3 separate regions of the Homo sapiens genome follow, and regions 2 and 3 are each linked to region 1. Evidence: chromatin loops called from intact Hi-C (ENCODE). Cell type or tissue: heart left ventricle. All regions are shown on one strand.

Region 1 (5,000 bases):
TATTTCTTTCTCTTGCCTGATTGCCCTGGCCAGAACTTTCAATACTATGTTGAATAGGAGTGGTGAAAGAGGGCATCCTTGTCTTGTGCCGGTTTTCAAAGGGAACGCTTCCAGCTTTTGCCCATTCATTATGATATTGACTATGGGTTTGTCATAAAAGCTCTTATTATTTTGAGGTGTGTTCCATCAAAACCCAGTTTACTGACAGTTTTTAACATGAAGGGATGTTGAATTTTATCGAAGGCCTTTTCTGTGTCTATTGAGATAATCATGTGGTTTTTGTCCTTAGTTCTGTTTATGTGATGAATTATGTTTACTGATTTGCCTGTGTTGAACCAGGCTTTCATCCCTGGAATGAAGCCAACTTGATCCTGGTGGATACGCTTTTTGATGTGCTGCTGGATTTGATTTGCCAGTATTTTATTGAGGATTTTTGCATCAGTGTTCATCAGGGATATTGATGTGAAGTTTTTTTGTTGTTTCTCTGCCAGGTTTTAGTATCAGGATGATGCTGGCCTCATAAAATGAGTTAGGGAGAAGTCCCTAGGCGATGGGTTGACAGGTACAACAAACCATCATGGCACATGTTTACCTATGTTACAAACCTGTACGTTCTGCACTTGTATCCTGGAACTTAAAATAATTTTTTTAAGAAAACTTATAATGATGCAAATGATTCTTGACAAATAACAATGAAAATAAATTTTGTCTCCTAGAGATTAGTAGAGATGTTATATAGTAAATCCAAATGACTCCTGTCAGGTAAAAAAAAAAAAAAGATAACTCCCAATATTATATTTACTTGCTCTAGAGGACATTGACTAGATTGTACCTAACTTAGCAATCTTTCATTCAATATTTATTCTTTCAGTGACTACACTTGTTCTCTAGTATACTCCTTTGAACCAGATTTATCACACTTAGGGCTAATTAAAAAGGTAAATCTTTAATGTGCTCACTTAAAAAAACTGTGTAGAAATACCCAAATCCTATATTAGTATCAGGCATACTATCTCTCCTTAAGGATCTCATGGAGACATAAAGGAGCAAAGGCAAAATCAAACAACACTTTATTGATATTGGCACAGCCTGAAACCCCAACGTGGAGCTCTATGTTAATTGGATTCAAGAATTAAAGAGTGATTTTTCCTTCTACCTAGCCCCAAATCTAAATTTTATGATCAGGCAGCTACCCCAGATTTTTTAAATGAGGAGAGTAAGGTGGGTGGCCAGACTGCCCTATGGATCAGCCTGCCTGCCAGCCACTTGGAAGAAAGAGAGAAGAAAGGGTCATATCCATAGGTAACCTTTAAACGAGTATCAACCCTTTGGCAAATGTGGCCTAATCAGCATCCTGAAATTTGATAAATCAAATTAGCCACAAAATCCTTTTTATTGTGGTGGCAAGGATTAGGAGAGGGGCTGGGCCTTGAGTTAGCTAATCCCCTAGATAGATGCCTATCTTCCACAGCAAAATGGATGTGAAAATAACCTGGGATAGGTTATCATCTAGCTGGAGAGGCCAGACTTTGAACATTAAGTAGTGTTAAACTAAATTTGGCCTGAGGATGTGAGTCCTTTCATAACAAACTGCAGCCTCACTTAGCACATAAACTAACAGAAGACCTAATTTAGGAGTACTCCTGTAACAATACCTGAGTCTCAGCCAGTGACAACAGCTGAGCTTCACTTAATTGCAGGTGGACAACTGATCAGATCTTGTTCAAATAAGGCAAACACCGAGTTGTAACCAGGAGAGCTATCTCTGCATCTTACTTCCTCCTCTGTTTATTAATGCTGCCTGACCACACTGTGGACTGGAGCTCTCCGAACCTGTTCTCGTTTTGAGGGTTGTGGGTTCAGGAATTATTCTTTGCTCAATTAAGCTCTGATAAATTTAATTTGATGAAAGTTTTTCTTTTAACAATAGTAAGACAAGAGCTATCAATACAGATGTTCTAGGGTAAAGGAAGGAAATATTACTATGGACCGGGGTGTTGTAAATGAAATTTGATGGGCAAAATGCAAGATTTTTTTTTTTTTTGGAAAGAAGCAAATACAGGAAAATCCAGGAACGCTTTGGGGTTCTAGGGAGTGGGAGAGTACAGATTCTATCCTGAGATACCAATTTTAATTCTTAAGAAAGAAGAGAGACTTTAATAGAAATTCATGCATATTTAAATAAAATATAAAAAGATGATGGGGGGAGGGGAGAGTCAGTGCAGCAGGACCAGAGGCACAATGCTAAGTTCTAACACACACTGACATCACTGCAATACCCTGGAATAAAGGAAGCCCTAGCTTCCAGCAGTCGGGACTTCTCTCTCTGCAAGCATAGCCTCAAAGCACCTCTGATGGATGGCTCCCAAGACATTTCATTGCTTGAAGTTCAGCAAGTTTGAATTACCCTCTAGACATCAACATTAACTTCACAGGTACTCATTGTTAATCTCCTACTAAAATAAATTGGATTGGATGAAAGAAAATAAAGGGATATGAGGTGGAAGAAGGATGTGTTTGGTTGGGAAAAAGAAAAGAGGGTGTTACAGAGGCTCAACTCCAGACTGATCAAACAATGAAGCTTGGTATGAGCACAGAACCTGCAGTGGAAAAGCCAGTCCTGGCTATGCCACTAGCTGTCTTGGACAAGCCATTTAACCACTCTGATCTTGTTTCCATATCTGTAAAATCAGAGAATTAAATCAAGAGAAATGATCTCCTAGCTTCCTCCGACTCTAATATTTTAAACTTTAATTGTGAGCACAAGAAATTAAATTTAACAGTAGACAAACAATAGAAAAGGAAAGGGACTCAATTTCACAGAAGTAAATCAGCAACAATCACTGGTTCTAACCCCTTTACAAAACCTTTCAGTTGTTTACTTTCTGAATAGAAATCAAGCATATTAGAGAATGAGACAATCACAGTCCTATTCACAATACTGAAACAAACATAAAAAGAACCTCAAGGACAACAACAAAAACACATGGTCATTGTTTTATTAATGAGATGCTGCCTCCTGCAGTACAAGGTCAACATAACACTTAAGCTTCAAATGTTTGCTCACAGCCAGACCATTTTATTTTAGTAGTCTTGCTTTGGGGAAGGTTTTTTTGTATGTTTTTTGTTGTCTTTTTTTAATTAGGGTGATGGGAGAAAAATGGGATAGCGCTTTTAAAAATTGCAGTCATTTGAAGGAAAATGCTTTCTGACTAATTATGCAAGTGTCTCTGAGAGTTGGTTGCCTTCACACGTTCTCTGGAGCCTGGCTTTCTTCTCTGTGCTTTGTGCCACCTGGTTTGCAGCTGAACAAAGAACAATCCTCTCCCTTTTGCATTAGTCTTGCTTGAAGAGTTCATAAGAAAACAGTGATACCAATTGTGGCAGGCTCTTGAGAAAGTGTAATTACACAGAAACAAATAGGGTATGTGTTAGCCTAAATATGTCTGGAGTGATTTATTATACTTGTTACAGTTCAATAAGTTTTTGTCTTTGATGTGGGGGTTTTCACTGAGGAAAATGTATGGCAAATTCTAACAGTAAAATCAGCATTACAAGAGCATGAACTCTGGATCCAGACTGCCTGGGTTTGAAATCCAGCTCTGGCCCTTACCAGCTATGTGACCTGGATTAAGTTACTTAAACTCTCTGTGCCTATTTCCTCAGCAATGAAATAGGAATAATAGTAAAACTTATATTCTTGTTGAATGAGTTAATATTTATAAAGCCCTTAAAACGGCATGTAGTCAGTGCTACGTAAGTATTGACTAGCACTGTATAAATATTTGTTCAAGAAACTCAGAGGGGGATGAATGAAGACCTAAATTCTTACTTTTTAAAATATTTTTCCTTTCATAACCAGCAATCATGTCTCTTTTTTGCATCTCTCTATCTTTAATAATTGTTATCTTTTTCCTATCCTTTTTTTCTCAGATTATTCTTTCTTGTTTTCCCACCATTACGGAGAAAGTAAGAATCAAAGTATCATAGAGCAGGAAAGTATTTCTAATGGGGTTTAGTCCTTTCATCCACAAGGAAAAAGAACTGAAACCTAAAGAGTTTAATTGACATGTCTAGGGTCAAATAAGCTGATAAATGGCTGCTTCCTATCAGACATTCGAAAACTCCTTCCTCTCCAAAACCCACTATTTCTGATACTGAACTTACAATTATTGCCCACCTCTCTTCTCTCTCTCTACCATACCTTACTCCAGCATAGGACTGGGGACTGAGTATCTTGCTCAACTGCATTCTTAATTACCTTTCTAATCTGGTTACTTGAATTCCCTTTTGCTGGCATACATAACGTGCCCACAGTTCTGGAACAAAAATGAAGACACGTGATAGGAGTTTTTTTTTATTTTTTTGTGCATAATATGTAAATTAACATACATAAAATGAGTTAGGAAAGCATAAAATTTAAATCACAGATGATTTTGCATTTGGAGAATTAACTTTATTTAAAAGAATGAAGTTGCATGAAATTCATACTGTTCTAAAATTCAGATGTGTACTCTCCTGTACGGGAGGAAAAAGTGGCTTCCCTCCACACTTCTGGATTGTTTGGGCAAAAAGTTAAATTAACATAAGGCAGATTAACAAGAGAAAAACCATTTAAATTACCTACATAGCATATGGGAGTTCCACAAAATGTAAGACTTGAAGAAGGGTCAGATGATTGAAGCTTATCTAGCATACTGAGCTATAGAAAGTAATAGGAACTTGAAGCTGCTAATGGGGAGGAAGGATGAGGACCACAGAAGTTATGGAAAGATGAGAAGAGGAAATGTATAATGAATAAAGGTTGTCCTATTATGCATAATAATAAATAAAAGGTCTCTCAGAGCAGCCCTCCTTTAGATATAGATATTTTTACTAATGTAGATTTCCTTCATGGATATAAATTTATTATCACACAAATTTTCAGTGTTAACAGCTTTTCAGGGGTACTCCTCTCGTGTCTGCAGTTCTCCGCTTAAAGTATGCCAGAGTAGTATATT
Region 2 (5,000 bases), 680 kb before region 1:
TATTTTTGGAAAACAGAGTGTGTTTTCTCTAAAGAAACACTGTTAGAAGTGATTTTGAAGCTTATGAGCACAAAAAAAACATAAGTATGATAGAATTTTGTTTGTTTGTTTTCCACTGCAAATTTACCCTATTTCAATAATGTCACAAAGGGAATACAGAGGTACTGAAAAAATATCCATTTCTTCTTCATTCATTTGACAAATATTAACTGAAATCTATTGGGTACCTGGTACTATCTACACCTTAGGGCTACAGAGATGAATGAATCAGGGCTGCTACCTTTAGGTAGCTTGCAGTCTAGTGGAAGGCATTCAGGGAACTGAAAGGGGTTAGAGGATAAAGGAGAAAACCCTGTGGGTGTATCCAGTACCCCTGGTTATAAGAAGAGTGAAAGAAGTTGGTTGAAAGTGAAAACAGTTGTTTCTCAAAGTGCAGATCCTAAAACACCTGAATCTGTCCATGTGGTTCTTTTCCAAACTTTGAAAATGGTCACTCTGAACAGAGTCACCATTATCATTCATACCTCTCTTCAAAGTAGGATCAAAAAAAGAAAAAAACCAACAAAAAAGCCTATTATCCAGAAAAGAGAATTGTGAGAAGGGTGAAAGACAGATAGCAAACATACTTATCACTATAATATAGCATTTCCCTCAAAATCTTGAGCCCCTATAAGTCTCATAGATCCAACACCTAAGTCTTATCTTTGAAACATGGACTTCAAGGCTTTCTAGCTTCTGATCCACCCAGCAATGAGTTGGGAACTTGAAACTCCCTTCCCTCTCAGAATACCTGAGGGTTCCTTCTTGCTTACTGGTTTTTGAGAATGGAGTAAGCTTATCTGTAAGTCATTTTACATATAGGGCAGGTAGGTGTAATACACTACAGTTTGTAATATAATTTCTTGATTTTCTAAGATGCAACTCAAGAGATCTAAACAATGACATTGTAAAGGGAGTGACTTTCAACATTTGAAAGCAGTGCACACAAAAGGTTATGTAATTTGCCCAAGGTTACAAAGATCTTAAGCTGCAGAGATGACATTCCAACCCAGGTAGTCTGGATCCGAAGCCCTACGCTATTCACAATGCTAAATACTGGGTACCGTTCCTATGTACAGTCATTTACCTTCAATGATATGAAAATATCCTTGCCAATTTGCTATACGGTATTTTTTTTAAATAAACACTTCCTCCAATTAATGAGAGCCTAAGTAGATAAAGATTATTAAGGGGAACTTGTTAACATCATCAGTAAACTCCAAGATTTCATGGTTGACTCCCTTCTTTCACATCTTCTTTGAAAATGTCAAATTAGACTCTTCCCAGAACTAAGTATTAGGAAAGGTCCCACTATTAATATTTTTCCATCAAGAAAAATGCCACTTATTCTCTCTATTTCTGATACTTAAGCCAGATCGTTCATATGGTTTGCCCCGGAAGGAAAAACTTGTGGATTCTTGTGGAGACTTCTATTGCTAAAAGGAAGGCATCCGTCTTCATTTTCCTCTTAGGTGGTAATGAATATAAAATTGTATGATGTATCTGTCTACAAGTCTGGGTTAATCACTTCAGTTTAAGAAACTGGTTTCAGTTGTAATCTTATTATATTCAGAATGTTATGAGACAATTAAAAAATATGATTATCCTAGGATCAGCAGACATGGTGGCTCACCAAGACATTTAGCGGGCAGATGTCAGGCAGGATCATCAAGGTTTTGTATGGGAAGTATTTCAAAATGATACCCCACTCCACATTTAGCAACAATGTGTTGCTGAATAAAGGAGGAAATTAAGTAAGTAAATAAGTCATTTGGTCATAATAGTGAGTCACTCAGGATTTCTGTCATAGATTTGTTTTCTTCTTGTAGACATAATTGCTAGTTCAGTCAATGCTTCCACAGAGTGTTTGTATGGTAATACCAACAGATTTATGGAATATGAAGAGTCAATTTCTACAGAAATTCAGCACATGTTCTTTAAGACAAAGATCTATGCAAAAAAGGACAAAATGAATTCAAAAATAATCTTTTAAAATTATAATCATAAGATTAATACAAGCACTGATTAAAAATATGTTTTTTTCTGAAAATAAGGAGGAGGATGTAGGAAAAACATTGATATTAAATTTGTCTTTAACCATCATTTCAGTCAATTTTAATTTCATTTCATCTTAAAATAGGGAGATAAGGACTAAAGTAGGGTGGCAATGCTTTAATTGAAATATGCCATAAAAACAAATAAGCAAAGCTTTATCTTAAAAATGGACACAGAGCAGATGCAATGGCCCCTTTCAAGTGCTGGCCCTGCTGGCAAACTGAAGAATATATAATTAAGACAGAATAAGGTCTAACTAAAAAGAGCTTCAAAATGTCTCCCTACTAGTTTCAATACTTCAAACAAATACTTTAAACTTGCTATATTATCTCTATCATCAGCTACATTCTACTCTGGCTCAAAAGATTATAAGAGCTTCTTGAATATCCATCAAGCATGTCTTGTGGCTGCTGGACCAATTGACAGCCTCATTAAATTTCCTATGGACTATGATAACATTCTGATATTAAGACAAATAGGTCCAAAGACATTTGGAAATGTCTAATTCTAAACTGTCTTCAAAGCATATGCAGTGGCTATCATGATTGACTCTCTGTGCCAATCATGATAATTTCAACTCCAAAGCCAGGGATTTGATCAAGAATGGGTAGGCCAAGTCAATGTGAGTCAATGAGATATGAGGGGAACTTAGCTTCATGCTTCTAGAAAAGGAAATCCTTTTTCTTCAGAAGAAAGTTTGTTGCTGCCAGCAGCCATTTTTGGATCACAAGTAGAATCGGCATTAGGATGAGACCAATACTATAGACAGTAGCAGAGTAGAGAGAATAAAAAACCTAGGTGCGTTATAACATTGCTGAATTCACTAAATGCACTAATCCTGAAGGCTTCCCTCCTTTGGCCTTCTATTCATGAGAAATAATAACATCTCTTTATTGCTACAACTAGTTGAAGTAAAGTTTTCTTTTATTTACAGTTGAAAATATTCTAATACAGCATAATTTTTTTTTACCAACTGTATATATATAATATACCAACTGTATAGATAAATAGGTGGTAATAATAAAATTTTATAATGTATCGATCTACAAGTCTGGGTTAATAACTTCAGTTTAGGAGAACAGTTTTAGTTATAATCTTATTATATTCAGAATGCTATAAGGCAATAAAAAAATATGATTACCTTAGGTTCAGCCAAACACGGTAACCTACTGAGGGCTGAGTGATGAGCACCAGCTAGTTCTCTTAGCCAAGTGACTCATTTCTGCAAGCGAGCCCCCAACATACTATCCATATCTGAATCCTAGAGGCAAATTAATAATCAAAATGCTACTCATTTAATATTCTTATAGAAAGGCACTTCAGACATGTTTGGATTCTGTAAGCTTCTTAAAGATGAGCGTCATTTCATACTCATTTTCTAACCCCACAGCATTTTGCTCAGGTACCAGGCTCAGCAAAAAAAAAAAAAGCCCCTAATTAGTTTAAATGAATTCTCTTTTCTCCAGTTCTTCTTGGCAGAAAATATACAAAAATAAGCTATCCAATCTTTATTGAGGACTTTAATTCGGCTTCATATGAATTTCTAAATATAGAAAGGACTTCTTAATTCTTGACTTCCTCCCTATTGTTTCAATGAGCAAATAATATTTTTTCTTTTGGTTAATACCAGTCTCCTACCACTGTACTTTTAATTTCATCCTTCTAATAGACAGCATATTTGTTTTAATTAGTGCATTTCTTATTCATTCTCTTTTTCCTCCTCGCTTTTTCCTCGCAACTTAAAAACATTGTTAGCATTATCCTCTACTAACAAAATTAGGGTCTTTGACCCCATCTCTAAGGAGCTAACCATTTTTTAAAAAATTATAATCTATTAACATTTTGAAAGCCCTTAAAGAGAGTTCTGCTCTCACTAATTCTCTATCAATATTAATAAATATCTTAATCAAAATATCTAATGACAACATTCCTGGCTTTTTCTTGCTTCACCACCAGACATTACTGAAGCCTAGCACCTCAGGCACAGCCATCTCCTCTTCTTCTGGCCTAGCTTTTTTCCAGCCTGAGAACAAACTCACTGTCTGCTTTCCTTTTTATTATTTTTATCCACATTAATCTGTGCCCTTCCCTCCCAGCCCTCACCCTATGTTATAATGAATACAGTACCCGCTAATCTGTTGTTCCAACACTGACCACTCCTTCGAGCTTCTGGACAGCTCCACTCAGATATTCCAAAGCAATTTCACACTCAACTTTCCAAAAGAAAATATTTTATCTTTGGAAATCTTTTCCTCATGTATTTCCTACTTGGCTAAAACCAAAATCACTAACCAAAACTGGACACGTTGACTCTTAGGTTTTATTTGTATTTATTCTTTGCTTTCTTACCTTCAACATCAAATTGGTCAGTGGATCTGGAAATTTACATGCAAGACTGACATTTTTTTTTTTTTCCTTAAAAAGCCTCTCATCCCTGCTTTAATCCATCTCTCATTATATCACACGAGGATGGCTACAATATTTTTTTCTTCTAGTTTCTTCCTGCCACAAACTTGGCTTTTCCCAATGCAGAGATATTATTATGCTGCTCTGCCACTTCAGGGCTCCGCGAAGTTAGGGAACAACATTCAACTTCTTGGTTGTCTTTAAGTGTGTTAACATTTAACCTTTAACCCGCCGCCCTTTTCCAGTTACATCTCCACGTGCTCTACTAATGCCTCATCCCTCCAGCTAACCTGGATTCTCTTTACAGATATGATGCCACAACCCTATGCTTTGGTTTATGGTGTTACTTCTGCCTACCACTTCATTTCTTTTATTTAGTATTGATTATCAAGATTCAACTTTAATATATAAAAACATTCCAGCTTCATTCTCAAACTGACACCAAATTAATCACTTCAGCCTCGAAGTCTCCATAGTACTTTGTTCAACATCTATTATGA
Region 3 (5,000 bases), 300 kb before region 1:
TGCAGTCTTTCAAAAGCCCTCCTGAGTATACTGCATTAACTGGTTGCCATCTCCAAGCAGAAGTCATTATTATCACATCCTTGAGGGCAATGGTTTGACATTATTAGATTTCTGCATGGCCAACTCTGAAGATGGAGACAGAAAAATCACATTCAGGAAAAGCTCTTCAGAGCAGGACTTTGGAGAAAAATATAAATAATGAGGTAATACAAACTCTAAAGTAAACCAGGCAAAGGGCCAAGAATTATCATGCAAAGGGAGAATGGACACAATCAGCTCTCATGTACACACGTGCCTTTCAAATGGCAGGAGAGACATAGAACACGCATCTCTAGTAATTTTTAAAAGTCAAAGCCAAACCAGCCCACTCCCTTCAATTATTGTTAGAGGACATCCTTCCACAGCTCACTGTTGGCCTCAGATCACTAGTTTTGCTGACATCATTCTAGTCACATGGTAGAGATGTTTACACTTTGTAGAAACTTCCATTTTATTCTACATTAATTTAGTGTCAAGGTTATTCTCCTAAGTAAATGAAAGTAGAATAATGAAATGTTCAAGTCATCTTATCACAATTGTGTTGTAAGGACTTTGTGTCTTCGCCGTAAGTCCCCAAAGTGAAGACATTTCCCTCCTCTCATCTCAAGTACTTTTTGGTCTTTTGAAATGAAAAAAGTAAGTTTTATATTATAACAGCTAGAAATTAGCAGATGTTTTGGCACACTCTGAACTTGCGTTCTGACATTATTGCACAACTGCCTCTACACTAGCAGTTTTTTTTAATCTATTTTAGGTGATCCAGCACTGATCCATCCTTCAATAGCCATAGCATTTGATCTATTATTTAATGCTTTAGAAACACAATGCTCTATCACGTGATACTTTATAAACTAACTGACAAACTCAACGGCATTGTCTACTAGAGAATTTTATTTATTTCATAGCACTTCACTTAAAAACCAATTTGTGGGGTTTTAGGTGACATTTTGATAATTCAGCCTATAAAAACCTCACTTCTCTTTTATTTTCTGGCAAAATCTGAACATACAGTGTAACAAAGAGTCATGTTATTCTATATCACAAGCTTAAAATGTAATTCATTCTTGTAGAATTAGAATTTTACTACTGCTCGCAAAGTTACATGAATGCTGTGAAACTGTACATAAACAGGATCAGCATAGATGTTATTTATGTAGATAGATATTTATATTTATATACTTTTAACATTATTTCAAAAACGTGGCCCACCCCTTCTCAAGGTATTAAATATTCAGCAGTTTACTAGCATAAGAATTGGGAGCTTTATATTTATAGTACAAGGCATTTGATATTTGCAATACCGTTCAATAGATAAGTCTGATATTTAAATTTGGTTTTGTTCTATGCCTGGTTATTTTAGAGTTCGTCCATATGCTAGCTAATTTGCTGCCAGTCAGATACTTACTTGCTTTTGTTAATTGATGCAGAGTTCAACACACAGATTTCTTCTCTCCCATCTCTTGTCCTGTCTTTCTCAAGCTCATTAATTTTGTGGCCCAATTGACCTTTGAGCAGATCAAATCTCTCCTTCAGAGTCATGGCTTGCTTTATCTATTTACGTATTTTACACTCATATTGCATTCTTTGGCCCAGACAAAGTTTTCTAAAAAGTGGTCCTCTTGAAACGTTTTCCCACTAAAACAGAAGGGCTGTGGTTTTACACCCACCAGGGAGGAAAGAGCAGCTAGGGACACTCTGCTGGTTCCTGAAAGAAAGTCTGCGGATCTCAGGGTTTCCTTTGTCTCATTGTGATCACACACACATTGCTAATGGCCTGAGGCACTCATACATTTCAGGGAGCTCTCCAGCCTTCTCTTGAACTAATTCCTTCCAGAGCCTCTGTTCAAGTGTGACTCATCACTCTGCAAAGCCACTGCCTCCCAGCACGCCTCCTGCCAAATGTGGAGGGCATGTCTTTCCCACTGGATTCCTGCCATTTCTTTCGTACATTTGACGTAATCCCCTTTCCCATTGTTTTTGTGCATTTGATTGTGCAAAATTGCAGGCAAAAAAGGAAAGCAGAAACTGAAAGCCTGCAAAATGACTGTTCTGAGATGCCTTTAGTAATCTGGGGTATTCTTTGGCCATGAAGATCTCCACTAGTTTGAATAGGGAGGTTTAGTTGAGTTCTGTTTATTTTTGTGTTTGTTTGCTTTTGGTGGGGACAGTGGGGTATTATCAGACTTCACTTGATTTTAGGACAGTAGACAAGACTAGAGGAGACATAAAAATAATAGACATGCTGAAAAGCCAAAATAGATATATAAATAAAAAATAAAAATATTGAACACTTTCAGTCAAATTTACCGTCTGAGCAGACCCTAGACCTTACTAGAGATTTCATGGCAACAGAAATAGTCATCACATTCTGTGTCCGTCTGGATTTCTGCCATTAATTATCCACTCTCTTCTCAGTACTGTCAACCTTTTCCTTTCCACTGGCATCTTTCCCTTTGTGCATAAACATGCTCAAGTCTCTCCCATCTTAGGAATAAATACTTCCTCGATTCTGCCTCCACTCTAGCTACTGAATCTTCTCCTTTGTAATTTTTTAAAAATAGATCAGCTTCTAGAACAAGCAGTCTACATGGACTGTCTTCACTTCCTCATATTTAGTTTCTTTCCCTTATTGATGAAAACTCTTCCAGGTCTACATTATTGCTATTCCAAAGTGAGCTTCTAGGTTGCTCATTCCAATTTAATTAGTCAGTGTACTATTGGATACAAGTGACTGAAGACTCAATGCAAGTTGAGTTAAAGAAAAGCTGTTGTTATTATTGTAGTTATTACTAGTATTTAGCTCATTTACCTAAAAAAAGCTCATTGCTTGTACTGACTTAGGTGCAGCTGAACTAGGACTTGCTCTCCTTTTCCTCACTCTGCCTCCTTCTATTTTGGCTTTACTTCTTGGCTGGTTCATGCTTCATGGTGGTAAAAAGTGATTTTTACACTTACTTCCTCATTGCTGTAAATATATCAGAAAAACACAGCTGTTAGATCACAACTCCCGTATAATTCTCGGGGTTAACTTTGGTGTACTCAGAATGAATTGTGTGTTCACTGCTAAACAAAGCACTCTGGCCAAAGGGCTGCAGCCTCCTATTGACTAGGTCCGTGTTAAGTGTATTCTTTGGAATGAAGCATGGCTTTGAATTTTGGCTCTAACAAAGTTTATTAGTAGTAACAATATAGCTATACTTCCTATGTTATTCATTTTACACCTAGCATCTGTTCTTTATAACAAGCCTGCAGGTTATGAATTAAACATTATGAAGAGGGTAGGAGTTCAAAGAACTTAAATAATTGGCCCAACTCTTAAAATTAATGAAGAAGATCTAAGATTTGAACCCAAGTTTGTCTAGACTCAAAGTTGTGCTCTTCCCACTGGATCATACTGAGATATTATATCCAAAGGAGTCATCACATGCCGGGTGTGGTGGCTCATGCTTGTAATCTCAACACTTTGGGAGGTCAAGGTGTGAGATCACTTGAGGCCAGGAATTTGACAACAGCCTGGGCAACATAGTGAAACCCTGTCTCTTAAAAAAAAAAAAATTAAGTTAGCCAAGTATGGTGGCATGTGCCTGTACCCCTTGCTACTGGGGAGGCTGAGATGATAGGATTGCTTGAGCCCAGGAGGTCGAGGCTGGAGAGAGCTATGATTGCACCACTGAACTCCAGCCTGGGCAACAGAGAGAGATCCACATCTCTTAAAAAAGAGGAAAAGAGTAAAAATAGTCATTACAGAGCTAGCACACATGCTTAACTAATGTTAGTTCCTTTTTTTTTTTTTACTCTGCTCATGCAATTCTGATCAGATCATAGCTCTTAAAAATTTTGTCATGAAGTCCTCTCCAAATCTGGCCCTCACTTAGCTTCAATGGTTTCACCCATCTATCTTCCTCAGGTCGTTCTAAGCCATTTGTTTTTCTTTAAACATGCCAGGTTCCCTAACTTGTCTGAAATTTTGAATATAAAATGTATTTATTCTGTCTGATTTCCTCTCCCCACAGAAAATTACTCATTTTTTTTAAGTCTGACCTCAAGTACTTACTATGTTCTGCATTTCCTCTGCAGCTCATACATACCTTCATTATGGAATTATTACATTGTATTGTAGTAGTTCCTATATCTTCTCCCCACTATGCTGTAAAATAGACAAGTTAAGGCCATGGATCAAGTCATTTTCTCTTCATTTCCCAGGAACATAATGTAGGTACTACATAAATGTATGTTGAATGAATAAATGGATATACAAAGAAACAAATTTCTTTTTACCAAATTGGCCCAAACTCCTTTTCCCAGCACAGACTTTCCCAGCACAAACAACAACAAAGATGACAGGAATAGAGATGGAATGGAACAGGACAGGACAGGACGGGACAGAGAGGACAGGAGAAGAGAGGAGAGGAGAGAAAGGGGAAGGGAAGGGGAGAGAGGGGAGAGGGGAGAGGGGAAGGGGGAAGGAGAGGAGGTGGGAAGGGGGAGGGGAGAGGAGGTGGGAAGGGGGAGGGGAGAGGAGGTGGGAAGTGGGAGGGGAGGGGAAGGGAGAGAAAGAGGAGGGGAAGGGAGAGAAAGAGGAGGGGAAGGGAGAGAAAGAGGAGGGGACAAAGTTTCCTTTGCTAGGAACACTTAGATAAACCTCAGGGAGGAATCTGACCGCCATTTTCCCCCAAAACAAAGCCTGCGCATATGGGGCCTCAGACCATGTGTCCTCACATCTACAGAGAAGTTCCAACTGCTGGATGTTATCAAAATGAATGGTCCCTTCCTGAGGCCAAGCCGGTCCTTCCTATACATCACAATTTGGCCAAGCCTTTGTGCAGAGGGCTATGAAGTATTTTTCCTCCAGGTTCTGAAGATAAAAACAGTCCCAATGTTTAAAGATACACTCTGGAAGAGTATAAGCTGGGGGTGGTGAAGAGAACTGGTTGCCCATTCTGAAAGACAGGGAATAGAGG

The links. A loop is a pair of places that touch in the nucleus more often than their neighbours do. Peaks named below come from ENCODE experiments on the same cell type or tissue, not always from the same donor. Only the 100,000 strongest peaks of a DNase experiment are listed, where the experiment ranks them.
Region 2: a loop joins it to region 1, with 2.6 times the contacts of the local background. A loop is called at or near these places in 20 of 110 quality-filtered maps.
Region 3: a loop joins it to region 1, with 4 times the contacts of the local background. A loop is called at or near these places in 21 of 110 quality-filtered maps.

The regions. Positions count from the first base shown.
Region 1 is chr12:19,913,896-19,918,895 of GRCh38, reverse strand. No RefSeq gene overlaps it. Among named protein-coding and RNA genes, the nearest start is that of LINC02398, 98 kb to the left of the region's middle. In heart left ventricle, a CTCF peak has its summit at 3,015; no DNase peak of the experiment used is centred here; H3K27ac peaks cover 560 bases.
Region 2 is chr12:20,593,056-20,598,055 of GRCh38, reverse strand. The region is part of intron 2 of PDE3A (phosphodiesterase 3A); the gene reads right to left. Among named protein-coding and RNA genes, the nearest start is that of SLCO1C1, 100 kb to the left of the region's middle. In heart left ventricle, no CTCF peak of the experiment used is centred here; no DNase peak of the experiment used is centred here; H3K27ac peaks cover 249 bases.
Region 3 is chr12:20,209,781-20,214,780 of GRCh38, reverse strand. It overlaps LOC105369686 (a long non-coding RNA gene), which reads right to left. Exons shown (of 3, transcript XR_931417.2): 2 at 4,128-4,186; 3 at 2,348-3,004. LOC105369687 (a long non-coding RNA gene) reads right to left here and starts at 2,340. Exons shown (of 2, transcript XR_001749039.1): 1 at 1,445-2,340; 2 at 1-125. RefSeq lists enhancers at 1,140-1,880, 1,881-2,622. In heart left ventricle, no CTCF peak of the experiment used is centred here; a DNase peak (open chromatin) is centred at 1,910; H3K4me3 peaks cover 1,099 bases; H3K27ac peaks cover 2,976 bases.